2 separate regions of the Mus musculus genome follow, and region 2 is linked to region 1. A link is a contact called in ENCODE POLR2A ChIA-PET data. All regions are on one chromosome and are shown on one strand. The core of a region is the stretch at or near the end of the contact, and the rest is flanking DNA. Distances in the headings are between cores, read along the strand shown. Region 1 holds the start of Akt1s1 (AKT1 substrate 1 (proline-rich)). Region 2 holds the start of Prr12 (proline rich 12).

Evidence for each region. ChIA-PET counts read pairs that join two places held with the same protein, here RNA polymerase II (POLR2A).
Region 2: POLR2A ChIA-PET joins it to region 1 with 20 read pairs in embryonic stem cell. The contact joins the promoter of Prr12 here to the promoter of Akt1s1 in region 1. POLR2A ChIA-PET finds 5 or more read pairs at or near these places in 3 of 5 experiments (Patski and embryonic stem cell).

Annotation. Positions count from the first base shown.
Region 1 is chr7:44,847,624-44,850,839 of GRCm38, reverse strand. Akt1s1 (AKT1 substrate 1 (proline-rich)) reads right to left here and starts at 1,616. Exons shown (of 5, transcript NM_026270.4): 1 at 1,492-1,616. Tbc1d17 (TBC1 domain family, member 17) reads left to right here and starts at 1,761. Exons shown (of 17, transcript NM_001042655.1): 1 at 1,761-1,991; 2 at 2,306-2,404; 3 at 2,499-2,570. The coding sequence starts at 1,971. Mir707 (microRNA 707) reads right to left here and starts at 1,141; the gene lies at 1,069-1,141.
Region 2 is chr7:45,051,766-45,054,712 of GRCm38, reverse strand. It overlaps Prr12 (proline rich 12), which reads left to right and starts at 1,379. Exons shown (of 14, transcript NM_175022.3): 1 at 1,379-1,917. The coding sequence starts at 1,832. It overlaps Prrg2 (proline-rich Gla (G-carboxyglutamic acid) polypeptide 2), which reads left to right. Exons shown (of 7, transcript NM_022999.1): 6 at 66-194; 7 at 516-1,109. The coding sequence ends at 534.

The DNA.
Region 1 (3,216 bases), core at 367-2,866:
AACTCCTACACACACCTTCCACCTCTCCTAGCTAATAAAGGAGGCTGGAAGTTTAGGATTATGGCTAAGGGCAAGAAAGTGACTGATCCAAGATGACACAGCTTCGGTCCTCACTTTCGTGAGGGCAAAGAGTGGCAAGTCTCAGCCTCTTTGCACGAGATCTCGGGGGCAGCCACAGCAGCAGTGTCACCGAGTGAATGACTTGTGAAGGCGGCTGGAATGAGGGCAACTTACTCCAACCTCCTAGGCCTATGGCCTCCTATGAGGCAAGACTCTGGGGCAAACCAGGAAGGGGGAGCTGTCCAGCGGGAAGGTGCAGGCCTCCCAGGACAGTTGTGAAGAGAGATAGAAAAGAAAACGGCCGCAGCACGGGACACGGTGCGGGACGTCCAAGAAGGATCCTACCACCGAAGTGAGGCCGCCGACCAGGGCTACACCACGCCCGCAGCCCAGAGAGGCCCCTGCTCTAGGAACACAACAGGAAATCCCGCCCCCGGTGGGGATCGGGACCGGAAGTCCCGCCCGGGGCGCCCCCTCACCCACCCGCGACCCCCAGCACACACAGCCGTATGGACATGGTTCACCGCCAGCGTGAGGGTTCCAGCCCGTCGGCACCCCCGCAGTGAAGCTCGTCTACACTTCGTCGCGAGTCAGACACATGGGGTTGAGCGTGAGCTCTTTCAGCAGTCGGCCAGGAGTCGCAGGACGATCACTGCCCCCCTGACCTATGCAGTCCATACCCTTCCCACGGGGGCTCGCCCTCCCACTGCCCCTCAACCTCAGGAAGGCCAGACCCTCCCCAAACCCCAGCTCACAACGCCGCCTCCACTCACGTGCCCGTAGCCAGCATGGCCGGCCAGGCGCCGTCGCCGCCCTCAAAAGGCATGGCGGCTTCTTGCGTCATTTCCGTGTGGCTGCCCCTCCTCCATTGTGTACACTCCCCCTCCCTTATCCTGCATGCCTCAAATCAAAATAGCAACTAGAAGCTCCGTCGGCAAGCCGTGGGCAAGAGCGACAGCAAGGGTGCCCACGGATGGAAAATACGGCAAAAGACTTTTGCTACTGTTTCGAATTGCCCGCAACAACTATGACCGCATGCCCATGCTCACACAAGCGTAGGCAAGCGGCATGACTGCATGCCCATGCTCACACGCAAGCGGCATGACGTCCCTCGTTCGTATTCAACGTCTGCTCCCGTCCCGACGTGGCAGTTAGTATGGCTTCATATGCCTATAAAGCATATGGACACTTCCTTCCGTCCACACTAGACCCCCTCCTCTAGGCCCTCGCTCGTTCCCTTTAACACAAAGCTGGCAAAGATTCAATATGGCAGCGTTTCTTGCTTCGGTTTGCCCAGTTTCAAGATGGTGGTGCAGTCCTCTTTCCACGGTGACTCAGAAATTTGGGGCAGCTTCGTTTCCAGGAGCACTGACGGCTTCACCCTTTATCCCGAGCCCCTCAGCGCCTCTGGTGCCATACCGCTTCTCTCACCTTTTCCTCTCTCCGTTTCGCTTTTCCAGCACCCCGCCGTCGTGCCCCGCAAAGAGATGGTAGTGCCCCGCATTAACATGGCTTCCACCAAGCCGCTCTGGTTTGTCCTCGAGAAAAACGGCACAGTATTGGCTTCGATGCCAGTATAAAATATGGAGAGGGCCAAGGAGGCGTTCCCGAGCGATCACGAGTTGGGCTGCGAGCATGGGTCCTCCTACTTGTTTACTTCGTGGCGAGAGTGGCGCAGTGCGCCTGCGCCGTCCCGCTGACCCTTGCCAACTTTGCGTTCTACACCTCGTGACCTATGTCTTCGAGTTTCTACTACCCTGTTCAAACAGATGGTCTCACCCACTGCAGCCTTAACAACCTCGGGGACGCTACCACTATCTAGCCTGGAAGGGAGCGTTATTTTTCCGGATATGACACCAAGTTGACCCGGAAAAGGAGGAGATAGGGGCAGTGGAACCTCCGCGGCGGCAATGGAAGGATCCAGCTACAGGGTAAGACTTTGGAAATCATTCCCTCGCTCATCTACAGGAGACGCCCCCCACTGATGGTCCGCTTCCACCTTCTGCTGTGCAGGGATTAGGCCGAGTCAACTTAGCAAGCACCAGCTTCTAGTTACGATGCTGTTGTCACTCTCCGCAGTCCTTAGGGAGAGCCTCCCTTAGCCCCGCCCCCTGGAAAACGCACGCCCATCTGGGGTGCGAGGCGGGACTGTAGACTCGCCACGCCCCATCTCCGCTTGTCAGTCAGGGGCTCTAGACCCCGCCCCTGGGGAAAACGCCTCCCTTAGACCCTTGGCTTTCACTAGGTGGTGTTTGAAAAGGGAGGCGTGTACCTGCACACCAGCGCCCGGAAACACCAGGATCCAGACTCGCTCATCGCCGGCGTCATACGAGTGGTGGAAAAGGTGGGCCGGGATGGAGGTGACATGTGTGGGAACTTCGAATTGAGGGATGAGGGGCATTCGGGTGACTCTACTAAGTCCTCCCCATGTCCCTCAGGACAGCGACGTCTTTCTGCACTGGGCTCCGGTGGAGGAGGCTGGAGACCCAACCCAGATTCTCTTCAAGAAGGTAGGCGACTCGCTCCTCTTCCCCACTCTAGTGGAAGGCAGGGAGTACTCGGGAACCTGTGAGCCTGTTTGCTTTCTGAAATGACCTAATGCCATATCCTTTTGGCTCCTTAGGGGACCCTGCTGGGTTCAGACTTCTCAAGGGGTGTGGCCTAGTTTTGGTCTGAGGCAGCTTTCTTTCCTCTCTGTTTGCTTTACGTTTATTTATTACATTTATTTATTGTGTGTGTGCATTCACATGCCACGGTGTGGGTGTGTGGAGGTCAGAGGATAACCTGTGGTAGCAGGTTCTCTCCTTCCACCGAGTGGGCTCCAGGGTTGAACCCAGGTTGCCGGTTTTGGCAGCAAGTCCAGAACCCTCTCACTAAGCGCAAAGATTTAGATTGTGTGGGGTGTGGAGGGGGTGTGAATGTGTGAGCATGTGTGTGCACTACCTGTGAGTGCATGCAGAAGACAGCACTGCAGACACATGCTGGAGCTTTGGATGGTATGTGGGGACTGGGATCTGAACTCTGGTCTCTGGGACTGTACAGTAAGCCTTGCTAACTACTACACTATCTTTCTGGCCATAGATGACTTATTTGCTTATTTGTGTGTGTTCTACTCGGAGGGGTCATTCATTTCTCCTTGTGGGTTCTCTGGACTGA
Region 2 (2,947 bases), core at 130-2,629, 200 kb before region 1:
CGCTGACCCCCTTGTCTCCAACTATAATGTAGGTTTTATACTAACCACACTTTTTCTGTTTCCAGGACCGGGCTCATCATCCCCTTGAGTCCTCAGACGCCTCAATCTCCACCCTTGCCCCCAGGCCTTCCCACCTATGAGCAGGCTTTAGCAGCCTCCGGGGTGCACGACGCACCTCCGCCCCCTTACTCCAGGTATGAGGCGGGGCTTCTGCCTGGGTGGTGCCAGAGGGAGGGGGGGGGAGAGGCAACGCGTGGGAGGGGCGTGTCCCCAAGGGCAGGGCTTGGTGCTTAGGAAAACCTACATAGGGCGGAGCTTGCAGGGGAGGGCGGACCCTACGCAATTGTCTATAGGGGCGTGGATCAGCCTTGCAAGAGTGCAGCTTTTGAGGAAGGTGGGGCTTGTGCCTACAGGATTGAGGATTGGCTGAGGCACCAAGGGCGGGTCGGTGTAGGCTCGGTGGAGGGGGCGGCTGGGATGTTTGACTCTGCACTCCCAACCCCCATCCCCGATAGCCTCAGAAGGCCTCACTGAAGACCTGCTTGCAGCGCGGGCTCCCTGAACTGTGCCCCTGATTCATAGCGGATTCCGGAAGTCGCCAGCTTCTTCGACGACTGGGCTTCAGTGTGTCCGTGGGGGAGTCAGGGTCGTCGGACCCGAGGTCTACCATGACACACGTGTTTCCGCCGGGCACGCATACACGCACGTCCCTGACCATCCTGTTGCCGAGTTGGTGCCCCCGGCCCTCCAGTGACCCCCCCCCACACTTCGTCTGAGCAGTGGCCCTGCCTCAGAATGGGCAGACCTTTTAGGAAACTCGGATCAGACGTGACTCGGCTGTCACTCCACTGGTGCCGCGGGGCACGTACGCGCAGGGAACCAGGCCCTTGCACACGCCTGACTTCGTGTATTTCCCCAGTCGGGCACATGGGCGGTTTGTAATCCAGTATAAAGGTGGGGGGCGCATTTGCAATGTGCTGTAAGCGGGGTGTCACGCTTGTGTTGCACCCGGGTAAATGGAGTTGATCTGAGCTGCCCTCTGCTTAAAAACCCTTTGGGAAAGGAAGGGGGGATGGAAGAAATAAAAAATTGAAACAATGAGAAAAAAATAAAAATGCAAAAGAACTGAGCCCCCTTTCTGGGCGCATTTGCGCGCGGTGGAACTGAATCTCTGTGTACAGGCGCTGTGCCCTACACCCCCAGGCTCCGCTGGTGCGCTCGCGCTCACTCGCTTACCCCCCCCCCCCGCCTCCCAGGCTCCGCTAGTGCTCGCTCGCGCTCTCTCTCTCTCTTTTTTTTTTTTTTTTACATTTGCACGGGATTGTGGGAGGAAGCGGAGCGCAGCCAGACACCCCGCCGCCCGCCCCCCTTCCCCTCCCCCCTCCCCCTGCCGCCTTGTGCAAAGATGGCTGCACCGTGAGCGCAGAGGAGGAGGAGGTGGCGGCGGCGGAGGCGAAAGAGCGAGCACCCAGCGCCCGCACCCACTCCGGGGCCGTCCGGGACGCCCCCTCCGGAGCGCGCGTCCCCTTCTCTCTTGCAAGCGCCGGGGCAAAGGCGGAGACAGCGGGGTCCCTCCTCCCCCCTTTCCCTCCTCCAGGGGGAACCCCCCCTCCTTGGCTCAGCGGCTGCACCCCTCCTTTGCCCGCCCCTCCGTCCCTGCCCCCTCCCTCCCCCGCCCGGGGCCTTCCCGGGCCTTCGGTGGCCGCAAAGAAAAAAAAAGAGAAAGGGAGGAAAAAAAGCAGCGGAGGGAGCGGCGGCGGAGGAGAGCGCGCGCGCTCCCCCTCCTTTCCCCCTCCCTCCCCCTCCCCCCAATTTCCACCGCGGCCAATTCATGGACAGGAACTACCCCAGCGCCGGCTTCGGGGACCCGCTCGGCGCCGGGGCGGGATGGAGTTACGAGAGGTCAGCGAAAGCTAGGTAAGGAGCTGAGGGGGACCTAGAGAAATGGGCCAAGAGGTGGGGGGATTCCTGCCTGGCCTGGGCCTGGGGCCCGCTCGGCAACGCGTGCATCGCCAACTCCCCCTCCGATTTTTGCAAGGGAGCGGCCTTCTTTGGGTTTGTAACAACGCCGCCGCCCCAGTTTGCAAATTGCAAACTCCGCCAAAGCCAGCTCCTGCTTGCAAAAGAGAGAAACGAAGCAGGCAAGGCGCAAAAACAAATTCGAACCGGGAAGGCCTTGGGAAGATGGGAAGGGTTGGCGAAGCAAGGCCTGGACTTGCCCCCCATCTTTGGATTCCCGGCGTGCTGACCCCTCCCCCCGGGCGCCCCTGGCTCTGCAACTGCAAAGGTGGGAGGAAAAGAGAATCAGCTCGCAGACCTGGGGGGCTGCACCCCCTCCCAGGTCCTATTGTTCCGGGGCTGCAGGAGGCCGGGCCACTCGGTCCCTCCCCCCTCCAAGAAATTCCCCGCGCAGAGTGGGCAAGGGGCCCCGCCCCCTTCTTAAACTAGAATTCTGTGTGTTTGGGGGGGTCCTGAGATTAGGGACACGCCCCCTTCTGCTCCCCACCTTGCTCAAAGCTGTGAATCCTGGTTGATGGCGCGCTGTTTGCCCTCTGGTGCAAGGCCACGGATTTGGGCCCTTTCTGGAACAGAGTCGTGTCTCTTCCCCGTTTGTGTTTGTGTGTGTGAGCGTGGGCCCTGTGCACGCGTGGCTAGCCGCGTGTTCACCCGTGAACCTGCCTCTTGTAGTTTAATCTGTGTCCTCACTCTTCACCTGCCCTTCACCCTCCTCCCCCTCCACACTTAGCTTTCCCCAGCGTGTATAAATTTTTAGAGTGGGACTTCACACTCGGGACCTTTTCTTTTGCACGGGTGAATTGAACTCCTGTTTGTACACGCATCTGGCTTCACTTAGGCCGGTGCATTTGAACCTCAGCCCCTAGGGATGCAACGAATTCGTGTCAGGACTTGTACCTGGGACTTTCCCTGTGTCCTGTCCCCTCCCCAC